Regions from separate parts of the Homo sapiens genome. Here region 2 is linked to region 1. Evidence: read pairs that join two places in POLR2A ChIA-PET (ENCODE). Cell type or tissue: MCF 10A. All regions are shown on one strand. Links, peaks and the distances in the headings refer to the core of each region. The heading gives the core; the rest is flanking DNA.

Evidence for each region. Peaks named below come from ENCODE experiments on the same cell type or tissue, not always from the same donor. Only the 100,000 strongest peaks of a DNase experiment are listed, where the experiment ranks them.
Region 2: POLR2A ChIA-PET joins it to region 1 with 6 read pairs; 4 of 35 experiments call an interaction of 5 or more read pairs at or near these places.

The regions. Positions count from the first base shown.
Region 1 is chr20:44,490,372-44,498,796 of GRCh38, forward strand. It overlaps TTPAL (alpha tocopherol transfer protein like), which reads left to right. Exons shown (of 5, transcript NM_001039199.3): 5 at 1-4,232. It overlaps SERINC3 (serine incorporator 3), which reads right to left. Exons shown (of 10, transcript NM_006811.4): 10 at 7,070-8,425. Among named protein-coding and RNA genes, the nearest start is that of TTPAL, 19 kb to the left of the region's middle. RefSeq lists an enhancer at 5,817-7,016. In MCF 10A, for the core only: no CTCF peak of the experiment used is centred there; DNase peaks (open chromatin) are centred at 5,090, 5,580 and 6,800.
Region 2 is chr20:44,547,463-44,558,985 of GRCh38, forward strand. It overlaps a transcript of PKIG not described here. Among named protein-coding and RNA genes, the nearest start is that of PKIG, 29 kb to the right of the region's middle. In MCF 10A, for the core only: no CTCF peak of the experiment used is centred there; a DNase peak (open chromatin) is centred at 5,609.

The sequences.
Region 1 (8,425 bases), core at 3,426-8,425:
GGCCTCTACTTTCTCCTCTATAAAATGAGGCTGGATGAAATGTCAGCTAGGGCCATTTTGGCTGCTGAGGCTCTGGGATTTGGTTTAGTTACTGAATGTTAGATTTTCTGCCTAGAAAGATAACTATCTAGATACAAGTGGTTGGATCCTGTTTTTGTTTGTGGTACATGTGTCTTTCCAAGAGAGATGTGTCACCAATTAGCCCTGCCTTTAAAGAAACTATTATGTGTATTCCTGGGACTCACTGACACCAATTTTCTTTTTATAGTGATGGTTCAATTTTGAAAAGATGGCTTTTGTGAGGCCAGGTTAAGGTGACCAGGATCTTGTATGATGAATTCCTTCCATCCCTGAGACTCTGGTACTATATTGTAAACCTGGCTACAGTAGTTAATTACTTGAGATTCTTTAATTTTGGTCTCTGAGCTGGGCGTGGTGGTTCATGCCTGTAATCCCAGCACTTTGGGAGGCCAAGGTGTGCGGATCACAAGGTCAGGAGTTCGAGACCCGCCTGGCCAAGATGGTGAAACCCCATCTCTACTAAAAATACAAAAATTAGCTGGGCGTGGTGGCGGGCTCCTGTAGTCCCAGCTACTCGGGAGGCTGAGGCAGAAGAATCACGTGAACCCAGGAGGCAGAAGTGGCAGTGAGCCAAGATCGCACCACTGCACTCCAGCCTGGGCGACAGAGCAAGACTCTGCCTCAAAAAAAAAAAAAAAAAAAAAAAATTTTTTTTTTTTTGGTCTCTGGAAATGAACACAAGGGCAGGTTATTCCTGGGTCACTTCTGGGCCCCCCTGCCCTCCCAGCCCCACTTGAGTTTCTCTCTCTGGTGTGGGTGAACCAGTCAGCCTGAATGTTCTGCATTTCAGCACTTTAGAACCTCCCTGTGAAGATTTTAGCCTTAGCCCAAACATCAAATTAGACGGTTCACATGATGGTTTTTGACCTATTTCCTTTCTAATGTATTCCACATGATCATGGTGTTAAATAGTGAAAAGTACTGTGTTGTGTGTGCACCTTCTCCGTGCATTTATTAGACTAACCAGTCAAGCAGACAGCTCAGTTAGGGAGAAAACAATACTCTGAAATTTGAAGGCCAATCTGTTGTTACTAAGCTGTTTATCTCTATTGCCTTTTTAAATGTCTGGATAAGTTGTTGGTGGAAATTAAGTTACTTAACCTCATTAATACCAATTCTAGAGAAAGTTCTTTTCACCATGGATAGTAACCCTGGATCCTCTACGGTACTGGCTGAGCTGGAAGTGCCAAAAAGCACTCCTGGCTGCTTCTGGTTCCATCTGATGATGATGTGACACACACTGCTGAAAAGGCCCAAGCAGGGCAAGTGGGATGGCTGAAGGAGGGAAGGAGGGGGTTCAGAACCCACTGGCCTGGATGGGAGAACTGGGTGGAGGCTTCCCCAAGAGGGAAGACAGATAAACAAAACAAAACAAAAACTGGGTAAAGAGGAATGAATCACTCAGCCCTGATGTTTCAATTCTACACTGCATTCCTGGCCAGTCGCATTTGTTTTAATGCAGGCATGGCCACAGCTCTCCTAGAGAATTATCTCAAAGACCAGAAGGGACCTGGAGAGGCCTATTTCTTAGGTTTTTCCAGTTGGACAAGGAAGGAGTGGTTTCACTCAGCTTCTAGAAGGAGTTGGAGCCTAAGTTTATCTGCCTCCGGGAGCTGCTTGCTTTGTTTTGGCTCCGAAGAGGTATCAGATAGTTTTGACACCTCAGGAAACTTGAACCAAGCTGTGAAACCAAGACCTCCCTGCGTGAAAATCAAGGTGGTCTCCTTGTGGCTTCACCAGGATGTTTGTGTCAGGCTGTCTCAGCAGGGTGGGGAATGACCAGCCAGGGAGCACAGTGAGCCTTACTCAGCACTGGGGAGCGCACTGGTGAGGCAAACCCATGAACCTCAAGAACTGGGAGTATGTTCCTTCAGGGAGAAGTTCTGGCCCATTGCACAAACACTTGGAAATTAACTTTTCCCTAAATTCAAGATAGTGTGGTGTCGGAAGGAAATGGGACAGTAAATTAGGAGACGCGGGCTCCACCTTTACCTTACTACGTGGCCTTTGATGAGCTGGCTTAACATCCCTGAGTGATTCCATGATAGAGATCTATACTCCAAACTTTATTCCTGGTATCTAGTTGGCTTCACTGCCACAGACACTGTACTCTCTCTTTTTAGAAGTTTTTTTCCTTTTTTTTCCCCCTCAATTGGCTTATTTAGTAAATTTAGGTCTGAATGAATTGGTACCTAAAAGCTTCCAAATCTATACATTTCAGAATATGGGAATTTTCTTCCTCTTCTTCCCCCATATCCCAACATGGAATTCTGGAAAACTGTGCCTCTTCCCCTGTTCTGCCTTCATGGGGGAGAGACTGGATGAAATCTACAAAAACAGCCAAAAGTGCCACCCTGGCTTCATGTCTTGAATTTCTAACTTGCTCTTGGCAAAGGTCGCTTTATTTTTTAATTTTTTTCCTTGCATTTTCTTTTTTATTCTATTGCTGCTGCAAAAATTAAGGCAAAAGTAGCTTTCGATCTTTCATATTTCATCCTGGTTTCACAAGGAGTCACTTATCTTAGGAGGTCTGTAAGTCAGGTTACAAGGCCGGGAGCGGTGGCTCACACCTGTAATCCCAACACTTTGAGCGGCTGAGGTGGGTGTATCACCTGAAGTCCGGAGTTTGAGACCAGCCTGGCCAACATGGTGAAACCCCGTCTCTACTAAAAATACAAAAAATTGGCTGGGCATGGTGGTGGGTGCCTGTAATCCCAGCTACTTGGGAAGCTGAAGCAGGAGAATCACTTAAACCCAGGTGGCGGAGGTTGCAGTGAGCCGACATCGCGCCATTGCACTCCAGCCTGGGTGACGAGTGAAACTCCATCTCAAAAATAAAAATTGAAAAATCAGGTTACAAAACACCATTTTTCCCGAAATAAGACAATAAGAGGCTTTTCTCTGAATTCCTTTATATTGAGCCTTTCAGAATTCTCCCTGGGTGGGCAATTTCTTTAAATAGTATTTGACCCTCAGATCAATCCTGGGAATTTTTTTCATTTGGGTAGCAAAAGCTAGAGTATTGCTGTGGCGATTATAATACTTTTAAAAAGTTTTACCATTTTAAAGTTGCCAACATTTAATTAAGGTTTTCCTTTGAAGCCTCCTTTAATTTAGGGAGTAAAATGTTAGCTAAACCAATTATATACTATATACTATACACTGTATCTCCTGTGGCCATGAGAGGTGTGGCTATACCGAACAGAAACATGCCTACTGTTCAGGAAAGATGTCAGTTCTGGTAACACCTCTCTGTATTGGGATCTGTTAATTTTGTAAATCTAAATTCTTCTGCTCTTGGCCAGGTGCAGTAGTTCATGCCCTGTAATCCTAGAACTTTGGGAGGCTGAAGGGGGGGCGGATCATTTGAGGTCAGGAGTTTGAGACCAGCCTGGCCAACATGGTGAAACCCCATCTCTACTAAAAAGTACAAAAATTAGCTGGGTGTGGTGGTGCGTGCCTGTAATCCCAACTACTTGGGAGGCTGAGGCAGGAGAATCGCTTGAACCTGGGAGGCAGCGGTTGCAGTAAGCCAAGACTATGCCACTGCACTCCCGCCTGGGTGACAAAGCAATATTCTGTGTCAAATAAATAAATTCATTCTTCTGCTCTCCTGACTTAGAGAAATGGTTTGCTTAAAATGCTAGTAACAAACATCACAGTCAACAGGAGCTTGCTTCATGCGAAGGATCAATGTGATTTGTGGATGGAGATGATAGTGATGAAATTCCTGTTTCATGGGGCTGTTTTTCTTTTCATCTCACTGGGCAGCAGGTTTAGTGAGGCAGTGAGATGCTGCTGCTGTGGATTCTTGTAGCTATGCCTCGGCTTCTTGGCATATCAGGTAGGAACCTGTTACAAGTGAAATACTTGAAACCTCTCTGACCAAGAGCCTCTGATGGAGTGGGAGGTGAGCTAATTCTCTGACCAGCTTGGGGCACTGTTTCAGCCACTGGTCACATTCCTTGCTTCAAACTGAAATTCAGTTTGGCTTTGAGTATAGGGATACATGGTGGATTCATGTACTTCAGTGTTTGTTTTGACCAAAGTTTATTTTTCTAGTGCATTTTCTAAGTCAAAGTGGTGAAAATATGTAATAATTTTAGTATGCATGACTCAGTCTGAAACAATAAAAATCTCTGAAAAATGTGCATGGGGTTCTTTTGTGATGATGACAGTTTGGATAAAGGTTCCAAGGTTCATTATTCACAGCCCGGGTAGACCACCTCCTCTGCAGGTGAGGGAGGGAGGGGCACTGTGATAGGACAGTGCATTCTGTAGATGCGCTGGCTGCCTCTGAAGATCATACACAATTAGACTGCTGCAGTATGGAGAGGAGAATGCAGCTAGCTACACAGAGCAGTAGAGGTGATATGCAAATTTTTACATTCTTGAGGCCCAGCTATACTTCTTGGACTGGCCTTGAGTCTTTCCAGTGATAGCCAGCGATTTCCTCAATGTGCGCATGTGGGCTGGGCACACATGTGTTAAGGACACTCATAAATAATGTATTTTAACCTTCAGCTACCCTTAATGAAGCTGCATTACTGTTCCTGTTGGCAAAATGTAGCTTGCCCAGTGACACACAACTAGCCAAATACTAAGGATGGGATTCAAACCCAGGAAGTATGACAAGCCCACTGTTTTCTCCTGATGGCTGGAGACAAATAACGAGTCCCCAGATAGAAGAGAGAGAGAAGGCAGGACTCTTTCATAGAGTAAGAAAGAACCAGAAATTGACTTTTTAACTGGCTTCTTGAAAATACAAGCAGTGGTTGTTAACCTCTCTGAAACCCAAGTTGTAACAACATTTTATTCCAGAAGTAAGCCCAGACTCCTTGAGGGGTAACTGGAGCACGGCTTGCCCAACTATGGTCCCAGGCCTGCTAAGCTGTTTCTATGTCCCCTGTTTATTTGGTACTCTGTGCCCCAGAGTAGACAAAAACTAGGTCCCCATGGTAGATCTGGTGACTTGATGAGTCAGTTGAGAAATACTCTAACACAGGAGGTACACTTTTGATGATGCAACAGGTTAAGTACTTATATTGCAGCATAACCACCCCTTCAGGTCAGCCTTTCCTGAGGAAATTGTGGAACTTAAGTTCAGTCTGTTTCTCACATATAGAAAAATGAAGCTAACTGTTAAAATCCTTTTCTCTCACAGCAGTCTTATGAGGCCCTTTTCCATGAGTCAGTATTTTCTTGATGCCCCCTGCCCCCTCCTTACACAGTACTGGTTTGGTACCCATACACTCAATGGCAATAAAGTTTCACATTATCGCATTTAAAGGGTAAGTAATAAGACCCTTTAGGGTACCACTCTTCTGGGGAAAACGTTTTTAACCTAATATTCATGCTTTTTCCTGAGTAGGTGCCAGCCACTAGGGATAGCTGACCTAGTAAAAGACATGAGTCACTTGCCTTCAGGTGACTACTAACTTGTCTTTGTCAGTGATGGGTAGAGGAGCAAACACTCTGTGCCTGAGAGTAGACAAAAACTAGGTTCCCATGGTAGATCTGGTGAGTTGGTGATGAGTCATTAGTGAGCCAGATGACTCCCCTACATGTCTCTAATAAATCCTGTCTCTTATATTCTTATGGCCCAAGAGACACTGAGGTCTAATTGAAAAAAGAACTCTTAAGCCAAGCCCTGGGTTTCTCTGTTTCACCTCTTACTGAGTAACCATAGGCAAGTCACGAACTTCTCTAAGCCTCAAACTGATACGTAAAAGGAAGGAGGGAGGGAAATAATCACCACCTTACAGGCATGTGGATACTGTCTGTTTAATGCTTGGTACACCTACCCATCTATGTGGTTTCTATTATTCTTCTTCACCTGAGAACATAGGCATGGTGTGGCTTGAGTCATCCAGCAGTAATTAGGACATCACTGAGTTGGGTGCCTAGGTAACAGGACGGACAGACCAACACAACAGGAGTAAAGAGATGAACAGCAGCTTCCATTAATAAGCATAAGCCTACTATCTGTTATCAATCTGCACAGATCAAATGCACAACTCATTATGTGAATACTCACTTTAGCCTGAATGTGTAAAAACAGCCAGGTGCAGTGGCTCCCGCCTGTAATCCCAACACTTTGGGAGGCTGAGGCAGGTGGATCACCTGAGGCCAGGAGTTCGGGACCAGCCTGGCCAACATGGTGAAATCCCATCTCTACTAAAAACACAAAAATTAGCCAGGTGTGGTGGCGCGCACCTATAGTCCCAGCTACTCAGGAGACTGAGGCAGGAGAATTGCTTGAACATGGGAGGTGGAGGTTGCAGTGAGCCAAGATGGCACCACTGCACTCCAGCCTGGGCAACAGAGCAAAACTCTGTCTAAAAAAAGAAAAAAGAACCAGTTACAGATTTCTTTGTTCCTTCTCCATTCCTCACTTGGCTAGCCAAAAAGAAAAAGAACAAAACCTCTATACTGAGAACCAGGTCCATGGCTACTCTTTGGCAGGCAGTTTCTTTGATTACCAAGAGAAAGTTTTACTTCCCAACCAGATAACCCGCAAGACCAACCTAGAAAATAAAGGAGTCCAGCATGGACCTAGAAGCTTTCTCCCGGCTTTAACGAGGTAAAAGTGGCAGCCACTGCTATTGCCTTTGATGAGTTCCTAGAGCATGTCCCTGATCTGAAAGCCAGGGCCCCAACCCGCATTCCCCAAGGCTAGGCAAGCCCTTTCATAGTGATGAAACATAAAGGTACTCATCTGGAATGAAAGGCCACCCTGAGATCTGATGACTCAAAATACTCCCCTGCTTTAAATGATGATCCTGGCCTTATTCAGAATGCTGTCTTACTCATGCTTGTATATAATTCAGCATTCACATGTATAATTCACTTGAGTCTTGATTAGACTACTGGTTTTCCTACTAAGAGGCAGACTTCACTACTTCTTAAGGTAGGACCAAGCAAAGCAGGGACACTGCCTCCCGACTTTTAAAGAGCATTTGTTACTTCAAATTAATATCAGTTATCATCATGAGAAAAAAATAAAAACTTTATTGGACTTTGTTACATTTATTTTACAGTTTAGTATTGTTTGTATTTTGAATTACATTAAGGCGGAGGATGGGGCACTGTAATGTTTTTGAAGTTTAGGACCTTTAAAGCTCTTAAGCTGACTCCGCTACTGTAAAGAAAAGCAGGGTATCTGCTTCACACTGGCAAAATAAGGGGCTACATTTCCCCATCTGACCCTCAAATCCCTTGAAACGCTATACCCTGACATAAACCACTGGTTTAAAAGACAATGATTCCAATAATTTATATCAAGTCCTGCTTCCCTACCCCACACCTCCACCCTAACTGAGCCTGTCCCCTCTGTGTTCCTCTGTCTAATTCTGTAACAAAATCTGAAATCCAGCCTCCATCAGATTCTGGCTAGATATCTCTGACCTTTGAATATTGTCTTATTTTAGCCCATAATGAGATCAGCAGCTACTGTCAGTGCTATGTCAGTGCTAAAAATGGGTTACACTTTGCAAAATAACTTTATTCTTTAACAATCTTGTACACTAGGCACCAACACTGAGGCTCAGCTGCCTGTGGTCATAAATCAAATAGTACGTACTCAACAAATAATAGCTGACAAGTTTGATAGCCAGAAAACGGCAAAGCTGGGATGCAAACCCAAGCAGTCTGACTCCCAAGCCTCTTAACCATTCTTAAGAGACCACCTACCTCCATTCTTCTTCGAACACATGTTTTTCCTGTTTGCCACCTGAATACGTGGAACCACCATCCACCCAGCTGGTTAAACCAGAATCACTCAGAAATCTACCTCTCCTTCATATTATTCATAACTGCCAGTGTTAAAATTCTAATTGCTGGCCAGGCACGGTGGCTCATGCCAGTAATCCTAGAACTTTGGGAGGCCGCGGCAGGTGGATCACGAGGTCAGGAGATCGAGACCATCCTGGCTAACATGGTGAAACCCTGTCTCTACTAAAAATACAAAAAAAATTAGCCAGGCGTGGTGGTGGGTGCCTGTAGTCCCAGCTACTAGGGAGGCTGAGGCGGGAGAATGGCGTGAACCCGGGAGGCGGAGCCTGCAGTGAGCGGAGATCGCACCATTGCACTCCAGCCTGGGCGACAGAGCAAGACTCCGTCTCAAAAAAAAAAATTAAAATTGAAAAAAAAAAATTCTAATTGCTAAGTAGCCCTCACCTGTCAATTTCTCCCCGTCCCTACGATTCCACTTCTCTATTTCACATCTCATATGGACTGCACCTGGTCTCATCTCTCTAAATCCATTCTCTATATATCAGCCCAAGTGACTGAAGATAAAATTTGTTCATGACACTATGAATATGTTTTCAGCCACCCTCAACAT
Region 2 (11,523 bases), core at 2,980-7,979, 57 kb after region 1:
AGGGTAGAGAAAGAGGAGGCTGGTGGCCCAAATACAAACCTGCCTCATAGGAGTTGTCTTGAGGATCACTTGAGTTGACATAGGAAAGTGGGAAGAACAATGCCTCACACATGGTGAGTACAGCCTAAGTGCTCCCACCACCATTACTATCACTCCTGCGTAGTTTGTGGGAGCTGAATGTGGGAGCTGTGGCACTTACTAACTTGGTGACTTTGGACACCGACCTTTCTGAGCTGCAGTTTCTTCGTCGGAAAAAATGGGAATAGTAATAACATCTTAAACATAGCATTGGCGGGGCGCGGTTGCTCATTCCTGTAATCCCAGCAGTTTGGGAGGCCAAGGTGGGCGGATCATTTCAATTCAGGAATTTGAGACCAGCCTAACCAACATGGTGTTGGTTTTAATGGAGAACCCTGTTCTCCATTAAAAATAGGCTGGGCATGGTGGCTCATGACTTGTAATTCCAGCACTTTGAGAGGCTGAGGCAGGCGGATCACTGGAGATCAGGAGTTCGAGATCAGCCTGGCCAACATGGTGAAACCTCGTCTCTACTAAAAATACAAAAAATTAGCCGGGTGTGGTGTTGTGCACCTGTAATCCCAGCTACTCAGGATGCTGGGGCAGGAGAATTACTTGAACTTGGGAGGTGGAGGTTGCAGTGAGCCGAGATCGCACAACTGCACTCCAGCCTGGATGATAGAGCAAGACTGTCTAGAAAAACAAAAAAACCCAAAAAAGGTAGCATCTTATCCCACACAGGCAGTGGAATAATATATGTAAATATGTTCTGGGTTAATTAACATTAATCACAATTTTCCAGAGTGGTTTTCTAGTCTGGAGGGAGGGACCATGTTTCTGGAGGTTTTTTCGGGAGTCAAGCCAATTCCTTCTGTGTATTCTCATTCTGAGACTTCATAATATTCGTGGCAGAGTCATTTGTCAGCCTAGCAAATAAACATTACAGGACAATAGGCTTTGTTTCCGTTTGCAAAATGTTTTTTAAATAATGAAAACAATTTTACTTTATGTAGCTTGTCCATATATGCACTGAAAATGAAATACTTATCAACCAAGTTGATAAAGGGATAAAAATAGTTTTCCTAAGGAAAACTATTTGCTGGGGATTTGTGTTGGACAAGTTTTGTAGCAGTCTGTTTCCCCGTCTTTGAAATATAAACAGCATCTTTATTTGTCTAGATTTTGCTTATAACAATTTGCTCAACTCCTAATTAAAGATAGCTCTGTCATCCACACATCACTTAGCTACTTTCCTAAAGCCAGAATTTCTTTAGAAAATCAGTTTTCTTTTAAGACTTCAAAACACTTTGCCTTCTCCTTAGTACTATAAAGAATTCTAATTATGTAGGACATTCATCCAGCCACTCCTCCCACCACACACACACACACACACACACACACACACACACACACACACACACACATATATCTGTCTGAGATAATAATTAGATACTGTGGGAAGAGAAATGAAATATCCCTGATGGTTTTAATAATTTTCTGCAGTGTTTGTTTGGACAAGAAAATCAGCTGTCACATCCCCTGGGTATGAGAGTTATATAAACCCAGATCAGAAAGTCAATGCTGCAGACTTAAATTCTCAGGAAGTTTTAAAACTTTTAAAACTACCACTTGCCTTTTGGATTTGACTTTTTAAAAGTTTGATTTTTGCTTTTTCAGATACTAAACTTTTGGCATTCTTAGTATTTGTGATTTATAGCATCTTGTACTTTTATAGACTTACTTATTCAAACAAACTAAACCCCCACTCTATGCCCAGATAACAAAAAAACACGTACAAGATACAGTTTTATCTCAAAATGAGCAATATCCTGAAGCTATCATTTGGTCCCAGTGACATATGAACTGTTCGTTTTTTTCCCCATATACTGTTCTGTGTAAATGTTCTATTACACAGTCTTTTTTTCTGGATTATTTTTCTGGAGATTTCGTTATACTTTGTTGATGTTTCTTTTCAAAAGCTCCCGCACAAATCATCTCCAGTAGTCATCCAGCCAGTGTTGTACTAGAAGATGTGTTACTTCTAATTTAAACTTCCATTTAAGGCTTGACGCTGTGGCTCACACCTATAATCGCAGCACTTTGGGAGGCCAAGGCAGGAGGATCACTTGAGCCCAGGAGTTCAAGACCAGCCTGGGCAACAAAGTAAAACCCCATCTCTACGAAAAATGGAAAAAAATAGCTGACATGGTATCACATGCTTGTAGTCTCAGCTACTTGGGAGGCTGAGGTGCGAAGATGGCTTGAGCCCGGGAGGTAGAAGCTGCAGTGAGCTGTGTTTGCCCCACTGCACCCCAGCCTGGGTAACAGCATGAGATCTTTTCTCAAAAGAAAACAAACTTCCATTTGAGAAAGTGACAGAAAAGTTTTGGATTTTTGTAATTATAGGAATTCTTTACTTTTCTTTGATAATATTATATCTCTTTCAGTGAAAAGGGAGTTAGGAAGAGATCTAAATGTACTCTTTGATCTTCCTTGTTAATCATTTAAAAATGGAATTCGGAGCTAATTTTAACTTCTGAAGGACCTGGGGGAATTTTATCTAGCACCTGAGGTATACCTTAGTTTTTTATGTATTGAATCTTTAGGACCAGTTTTATTCTTTCATTTAAATATGTAGTGAGCATCTAGTATGTGCTTACCATTGTGCTGTGTGTTTATATATATTATCTCATTTAATTCTCACACAAGCGTTGTTAGATACATAAAAGGGGACTTCAAAAAATTCATGGAAAAAATTGAATTAAAAGATAAAAATGAAAAATATAAACTTTATTTCTCAATATAAACTCCATCAAGTTCAAGGCAATATTGTAGTGATGATACCGGCCATTTAGCCCGTCCCTAAAGAACTGAGGGTTCTGGAAATTTAGCCATATTAATGCAGTCTTTTTTACATTATTAACTGAAAAAAAAAATGGATTCCCTTTAAAGATTTCTTAAGATTAGGAAACAAAAAGAAGTCAGAAAGAGCCAAATCAGGACTGTAAGGTGGATGCATAATGATTTCTGTGCACAGTGATTTCCCATTGAAATCTCGCAAAAATTGCCCTTGTTTGATAAAAGGAATGAGCAGGAGGAGTGTTGTCATGGTGGAGAAGGACTCTGGTGAAGCTTTCCCAGGCGTTTTTGTGCTAAAGCTTTGGCCACTGTGCCCAGCCACAACTTTCATTTTGTTAAGTCATCTAATCCTTACAACTGCTCCATGAAATAGGTACTATTATTATCCTTATGTTACAGATGGAGAAACTGAGGCAGAGAGCGGGACAGTAACCTGCCTAAGGTCCCAGAGCTCTAGAGTCAGTGGTCTTAACCTCTATTATGACCTCTCACTTAATGAGGGCCAGATTTCCCCTCTAGCTTTTTATTATGAAAAATTTCAAATGTGGAAAAAAATTAACAAGAGTACAATGAGCACCTGTATCAAAAACCTAGCCCAAACAATTGTTAACATTTTGCTGCATATAGTTTATCTGCATGTGTGTATTTCAATTTTTTGCTGAACTATTTGAAAATATATTATGGACATTATAATTCACTCCTTAAATACAAAACAAAGCAACATTTTCCTGTTTTTTTTTTGAGACGGAGTCTTGCTCTGTCGCCCAGGCTGGAGTGCAGTGATGCTCACTGCAAGCTTCGCCTCCCGGGTTCACACCACTCTCCTGCCTCAGCCTCCCCAGCAGCTGGGACTACAGGCACACGCCGCCACGCCTGGCTAATTTTTTTGTATTTTTAGTAGAGACGGGGTTTCACCGTGTTAGCCAGGATAGTCTTGATCTCCTGACCTTGTGATCTGCCCACCTCGGCCTCCCAAAGTGCTGGGATTACAGGCGTGAGCCACCGCGCCCGGCCCAACATTTTCCTTTTACTTGGTAAATGCATTCTTGGAAAATACATTGCCTCTAAAATCATGCAAAAGTACTTTGCTACAGACAAAAAGGAGTGGAGTTCTAGGTTCAGATAACTGTAAAGAGCTTTACATGAGTATCTTGATATTTAAAAATCAAGCAGAGTAAAGGGACAATTTTTGTTTCTATAAGACAGCCCCTCAATTTGCTGGATGTTTAACATCTTGGTCTCTACCTACTAAATGCCCATTTGAATGAGGAGACAATTGACTGTTGTGTCAACCAAAAAATGCCTCCCATCCCCTCCGTTTCCAGAAAGTCCTCTAGCCAGCTGTGCCTGTTGAGTGTCATTGACTTGACTGGTCTTCTGCTGAAGGAGCTATAGGTTAAATTAAAATAAAATGTGCTGTCACAGAATCCTTATCATCATGATTCAGAGTTGAGGTAATAAAGGTGGTAGAACTTATCTGTAATTCTCCTTTAGTTCTACAACCACATATGCTCTAGATTTGTAAACAAATATTCATTTATTCTGTTGTATTCTACCACCACCACTTTGTTCCACAAAAGGTTATACAGCAGATTTTTATTTATTTAACCATTAAGAGTGTCTCCCCGTGTATTGGAATCGGCTAGGAAATATTCGTAATTGCTACACTTTTCTATATAAAAAGGGACTTGAAGCAGACTCAGGGCCAACACAATGTAGAATCTGTTTCTTCTAGCTTTATTTCTCCCTGTGCTGCTAGAGGTACCAAAGGGTTTGTCTCAACTGTTACTACCCCTGACATATTCCATTGATCTCTTTACTTTTCTCTGTTGTCTGTCAGTCTGTTTGTCAGACTTATCTCAAATGCCACGTTGTTTGCGCGTATTTCTCAAAGCCATCCATCAGGATACAATCTAAATCATCACAGCACATTCTGTCTTGTGACACTAAGCACAGACTGCCTGTGTTACATTTGATTGTGTGTTTCCCTTTTCTTCCACATATGTTTCAGTAGTAATTTCCTGGGCAACTTATGTGTGGCGGGCCTTGTTTGGGATCTTGGAAATAGAGAGATGAAGCTCTCCTACATAGTCTCATTTACTTCCAATTTTGCTTTCTTGATAATTGGAGTAGCCTTTTCTAGCTTGTATCCCCTGCAGTACCTGATGCATTGCCTTGCTCAGGGTAATTCATATATATTTCTGAATTCAGTTTGGAATGAAAGGAGACAAGCAGGCACTTTTGAATCAAATCTGGTGCTGCCACTATGCAACTGTATATAAATCTAACCCAACCCCTGTGCGCCAGGTTCCTTATCTGTAAAACATGGATAATAACAACCATCTTACAGGATTGTTGTAAAGTTTAAAGATGAATTGTATGAAGCCTAGCAGAGTTATTGGCACGTAGTAGGTGCTCATGAAGTAGTTGTTATTGTAAGGGAGGTTCAGTCATTCCTTTAGGTCACTTGAGTGGGCAGTGGAAGCATTTAGGATCTTAATTGTCTTTAGGGAAATGCTTACTTAGTCTGGGGGCTTCTCCGAGAAGCAGGCTCTGGGGAAGGTCTGGCTCATTGCTGATTAACTGTTCCCTTTTTAGAGTCAATGATCTGAGTCTGTGTTTTGGAACCACTTATATAATGTATACCACCTGTTATTTGTGTATTTTTAGAAGTGGGAGTCGGGTAATCCTAGTCCTGTCAGTAAAAGAGCAAACTGTTTACCAGAAGCAGAGCTTTTTTCTTAACACTGACTCACACTGACTCATCTTTCTCATTTTTCTTCCCACCGCCTCATAACAACCTTGCAAGAGAGAGAATTTTTAGGGAATCAGTTGACTTACTTTTTTGTGATTTTCCAAAGTTGAAAGCTTGAAGGTATCAGGTCATTAATTCCATCCCAGGAAAGGCTAAAGTTTATGCTGCCTCGGAGTGCCAGTATGACCAACGCCATGTAGTGAATATCTCACATAAACCCTTGTCTAGACAAACCACTTCTGTTGGCTGAGAGGTTAGACAAGTGCCTGAAGTGTACATGTTAAGAGTAAACACATTTTGCTCTTTGAAAATGGTTGCCTTAAGTTGAACCTGGAAAGTTTGCTCTTCTGAGATAGGAAACCCAAGCAGTATTAGAGTCAGAGCTGTGGTAGCTTCACAGATGGATTTCAGATAACAGAGAGGCCAGACAGCACATTAGATCAGCAAAATGGTGAAGGAAGCTTTATAGATCAGAATGACTGATATCTTTGTGCCTTCATTTAACATTCATTAAATGAACATTTACTGATCATCTGTGATATACTTGGTGCTAGGGTTATGACAGTGACTAATAAAAACATAGTGCCTGCTGTCATGGACCTTATACTCTAATGCTCGTTTATAGTAAATGCTAAGGGAACAGAGAGATGCCTTGGCCTGCATATGTGAACATGTTCCTGTGCACACGGGTGAGGGGAGGAAGGAAGGCTCCTTGGAGGAAAAGGCACCCAAGCTGAGTCTGGTGGGGTGAGTAGGCATTAACTAGGAGAAAAGGGTTAGTTAGGGGAATGTGGGGTTGGCTGAAGAGTATTACATGCTGAAATGAGCTATGAGTCTTGGGGTCGAGAGAAGAGCTTGCCCTTGGAGAAGCTGAAAAAAGTGACCAAAGGACAGTGAGAGGGAAGTTTGGCACAAAATAAATTCAGAGAAGCTAACAGTGACAGCAGAGCATTGTAGACCAGTTTATTAATTTAAAAAAAAATTTTTTTTTTTTTGAGACAGAATCTTGCTCTGTCGCCCAGGCTGGAGTGCTGTGATATGATCTCAATCTCAGTTCACTGCAACCTCTGCCTCGCAGGCTCAAGCAATTCTCGTGCCTCAGCCTTCCCAGTACCTGGGATTACAGGCACACACCACCATGCCTGGCTAATTTTTTTTTTGTATTTTTAGTAGAGACAGGGTTTCACCATGTTGGTCAGGCTGGTCTCGAACTCCGGCCTCAAGTGATTCACCCACCTCAGCCTCCCAAAGTGCTAGGATTATAAGTGTGAGCCACTGTGCAAGGCCTAAAAAATTTTTTAATCCAGATAAATTTAACATATAGTGAAATGCTCATGACAAATGCATATACCTATGTAACCAACACCCCATTTTGAGTAGGAACTTTTAACTTGGTAGTCAGAGCAAGGGGAAGGATGGGTTTTTGAGCAGGGTCCAGACTTGATGCTAATTGCTAGCTAAGAACTGGGACAAGGGTGAGGGGGTGAGGGGGTGGCAAGTACCAGTGGGGACAGAGCTGGAATAGGCAGTAGTTTGCTGGTGGGCAGGAGCTTCCAGCTTGGGGGCAAAAAACAGATTCTTGGTTTTCCTAACTTGTTTTTAGCAGAGGACAAACCTCTAAGTGCTTTGTAAGATCCAAAGTGTCTATGCAGAAGACAACAGACTGTGTTTTTTCAAAGATTTTCTGGGAAGACTTCCAGGCTACCTGCAGTTTGAAGAAAGTCTTCTGAAAAGGGCAGGGGGCGTGGGGGCACCTACAGAGACAGGATTTCCCCCAACTCGATAAGATACAGGAAAATAATCATCTTATTGATTTACTTTTGTTCTATAGTAATGTGACATTTTTTCTTTTCTGAGAGTAGGGTATTAAAAATTGTTACGGTTTTGGGTTTTACAGATTTGTTGAAGCTTAATATCATTTAAGTGTCCTATTTTAATATCTGTTTTAATATCTGTATTTTTGACAGACTGCCAGAAATCATTTAACATGTTACTGTGCTATTTTTGTTGATGTTGTCATTATTATTTTTGTTGATGTTATTCTTAAAGAAAAAAGAAAAGATACTATCGATAGAATTATCGTCAGTATTAGAAATTAAGAAATGTTTTAATTTCAATTGAAAACAAACAAGTAAACAAACATGAAAATGTATTGAGAGATGTGTGTATTCTCTACCTTTGTTTTATTCCTTTTACAAAAACTATAAGGAATAGTGCTTAACAGTGTACTGTCAAAACACTGACATCTATTTACAGGAAGTTCATTTCTGACCAGAATTGTTTGTTTGTCTCTCCAAAGCTTGCCAAATTCTATAGGTTTTATGTAAGTTTATAAATATTCTTGTAAACATTGGCTTTAAACTAAATCCTTCTAAATATCCAAACTACCATGTATCTTTCTGTGTCTAAATTCAGAGATACCATCCTGTTGGCTTTAGATAAGTTACAGAGTAGTTTAGGCCCACATGATTTAAGCTCACCCACAGTTCTTTGTTGATACTTGAGGATTTCATCTGAAAAGCATCCTGTTCATACTCTGAAAATATTTCTTTCATCTTAGTACTCCCACTCATTTTGTGTGTGTATATGTGTATAGATTATTTTATTGTTCCACATATATGTATATTTATTTTTTGTCCACTTGCTAGGGAACCTCATTTTTTTTAACAAGAAAATACTTGTGTGATAAGGTCATAAAACCCAAGAGTTGGGAGGAATATTAGAGACCTACTTTATTTATTTTATTTTATTTTATTTTTTTGAGACGGAGTCTCGCTGTGTCACCCAGGCTGGAATAGTGCAATGGCGTGATCTCTGCTCACGGCAACTTCTGCCTCCCAGGTTCAGGCGATTCTCCTGCCTCAGCCTCCCAAGTAGCTGGGACTACAGGTGCGTGCCACCATGCCTGGCTAATTTTTGTATTTTTAGTAGAGGCAGGGTTTCACCCTGTTAGCCAGGATGGTCTCGATCTCCTGAACTCATGATTCACCCGCCTTGGCCTCCCAAAGTGCTGGGATTACAGGCATGAGCCACCACACCCAGCCTAGAGACCTAATTTAAAGTTTATTGCTGCTTTATTACTCTGAACAACTACATCATTTATTACCTAAAATAATCTTTTTATTTTCTGTTCTCATTTAGCTGAATCTCTGAGCTTAAAAAAAGTGTGTTTGGCTTATATATCACATTATCCCACATATGTTACAACCAAAACTTAATTATTAGCCATAATAGTGTCTTTTGGCTAATATTAGTAGTAAGATTTTTGTTTGTTTGTTTGTTTTTTGAGATGGAGTCTGGTTCTGTCACCCAGGCTGGAATGCAGTGGCGCGATCTCGGCTCACTGCAACCTCTGCCTCCTGGGTTCAAGTGATTCTCCTGTCTCAGCCTTCTGAGTAGCTGGGATTACAAGCGTGTGCCACCATGCCTGGCTAATTTTTGTATTTTTAGTAGAGACGGGGTTTCACCATGTTGGCCACGCTGGTCTTGAACTCCTGACCTCAGGTGATCTGCCCCCCTTGTCCTCTCAAAGTGCTGGGATTACAGGCATGAGCCACCGCGCCTGGCCAATAGTAGTAAGTTAATGAAGATCTGTACTAAATTTGGATTCCAAGTGAAACATTTCTTTTTTTCTTTTTTATTTATGGCAGAGTAGAGGGTTGATAGATATTTGTTGGCTTTATTAGTTTTCTCAAATTGGTATGTAAAAATAATACTAGATATATAGGTTTAAGTCTCCTTCATAAGATTTTCTTTCTTCTAAACCTTTGGAATATGCCATGCTTTTCAAAAAGCCCCACTCATTATTTTTATGATAGTGGAATAAAAGTCTCCAATTTGTCAAGCTCATTATTCAAGCCTTCCAGGATTGTTTGCAGTTTTAAAATAAACTGCTGGGGGTTTTATGCATCTTGCAATATGAGTACTTAATTAAAATTAAAAAGGGGGCCATGCATCTATCTATTCTATTAAGGTCGTATATAAATAAATGATTTTATTGGGATTTTCAGTGTATTTAGAGTAATCTATACTTAATGAGAGGGACTTGTACTTTTCATTTCTTTGTACTATTTTTCAGCCTTTCCTGAACAGTAAATGTTTTAAAAAAAACTATACCCTTATTCCTTGGTCTCTAAGAACTGTGGTGGGCTGGGCGCGGTGGCTCACCCCTGTAATCCCAGCACTTCGGGAGGCAAAGGAAGGTGGGTCACTTGACAAGGTCAGGAGTTGGAGACCAGCCTGGCCAACGTGGTGGAACCTCGTCTCCACTAAAAAGACAAAAATTAGCTGGTGTGGTGGCGAGCGCCTGTAGTCCCAGCTACTCGGGAGGTTGCTGCAGGGGAATTGCGTGAACCTGGGAGGCAGAGGTTGCTGTGAGCCGAGATCGCACCACTGCACTCCAGCTGGGTGACAGGTGACAGGTGACAAAAAAAAAAAAAAAAAAGGCCAGGTGCGGTGGCTTACGCCTGTAATCCCAACACTTTGGGAGGCTGAGGTGGGTGGATCACAAGGTCAGGAGATAGAGACCATCCTGGCTAACACAATGAAACACTGTCTCTACTAAAAAAAAAAAAAAAAAATTAGCCAGCCGTGGTGGCGGGCACCTGTAGTCCCAGCTGCTCAGGAGGCTGAGGCAGGAGAATGGCGTGAACCTGGCAGGTGGAGCTTGCAGTGAGTGAAGATCACGCCACTGCACTCCAGCCTGGGTGGCAGAGCAAGACTCCATCTCAAAAAATAAAAAATAATAAAAAAAAAAGCTGTGGTGGAGTATATGGTACAAACATGAGACTTGGTGCTCTTTTGGATTCCTAAGGCTTTTCCATGTCTGAGAACTCAGGAGGCAGCCTTTGCATAGCAGAGGGACTAGGAACCTCACTATTTCTCCAAAGTTGACTAGCTTTCTATAAGATAACCCCCATAAAATCACTAGTCATTAGTAATAAAACTTTGTCTTTAAATGACTATAATATTTTTAAAAAGGACAATGAATATGTACTCTATGCCATCCCTTTCCATACTGTAAATGTGTTTCTGAAAGGTATGCTATTTAGATATACTTGAGTCCTATTCTAATATACGGAGAGGTTGCTTTTTAAATTGTCCTCATCATTGTGGTAGTAATAGTAATATTAGTAGTACTGGTAGTTAACATTTATGGAACACTTCATATATTTTACATACATAGCTTCCTTTAACCCTTATAATAATCCTATGAGTTAGGCATTTTATTCTCTCCATTTTGTGGGTGGGAGAACTGAGACTTGATATGTGGACTATATGATTGATCGATTGGTTGATTTTGGTAAAGTTCAGATATCTTTTGTCCTGTGCTTGACACTCTAAAATAGTAAGTATTTGGGTAACAAATAATTGTAAGAGAGAGAAAATCATCTTATCTTTTGGACTATTCCCTTCTATTCCATTCCTACTGCCAACACTCCAGTCCAACCTCACATTTCTTTTTCTTTCTTTTTTTCTTTTTTCTTTCTTTCTTTCTTTCTTTCTTTCTTTCTTTCTTTCTCATTCTTTCTTTTTCATTCTTTCTTTTTTTCTTTCTCCTTCCTTCCTTCCTCTCTCTCTTTCTTTCTTTCTCTTTTTCTCTCTCTTCTCTTTCTTTCTTCCCTTCTTTCCCTTCCTTCCCTTCCTTCCTTTCTTTTCATTTTCTTTCTTTCTTTCTTACAGGGTCTTGCTCTGTTGCCCAGGCTGGAGTGCAGTGGCATGATGACAGCTCACTGCAGCCTCCACCTCCACAGCTCAAGTGATGCTCCTGCCTCAGTCTCCCAAGTAGCTGGGACTATAAATGCGTGCCACTGTGCCCAGCTAATAAAGCTCCTTCTGCTGAAGTTATGCCTAAACCCTTCTTTGCACATGTCATTCCTTATCACTTATCA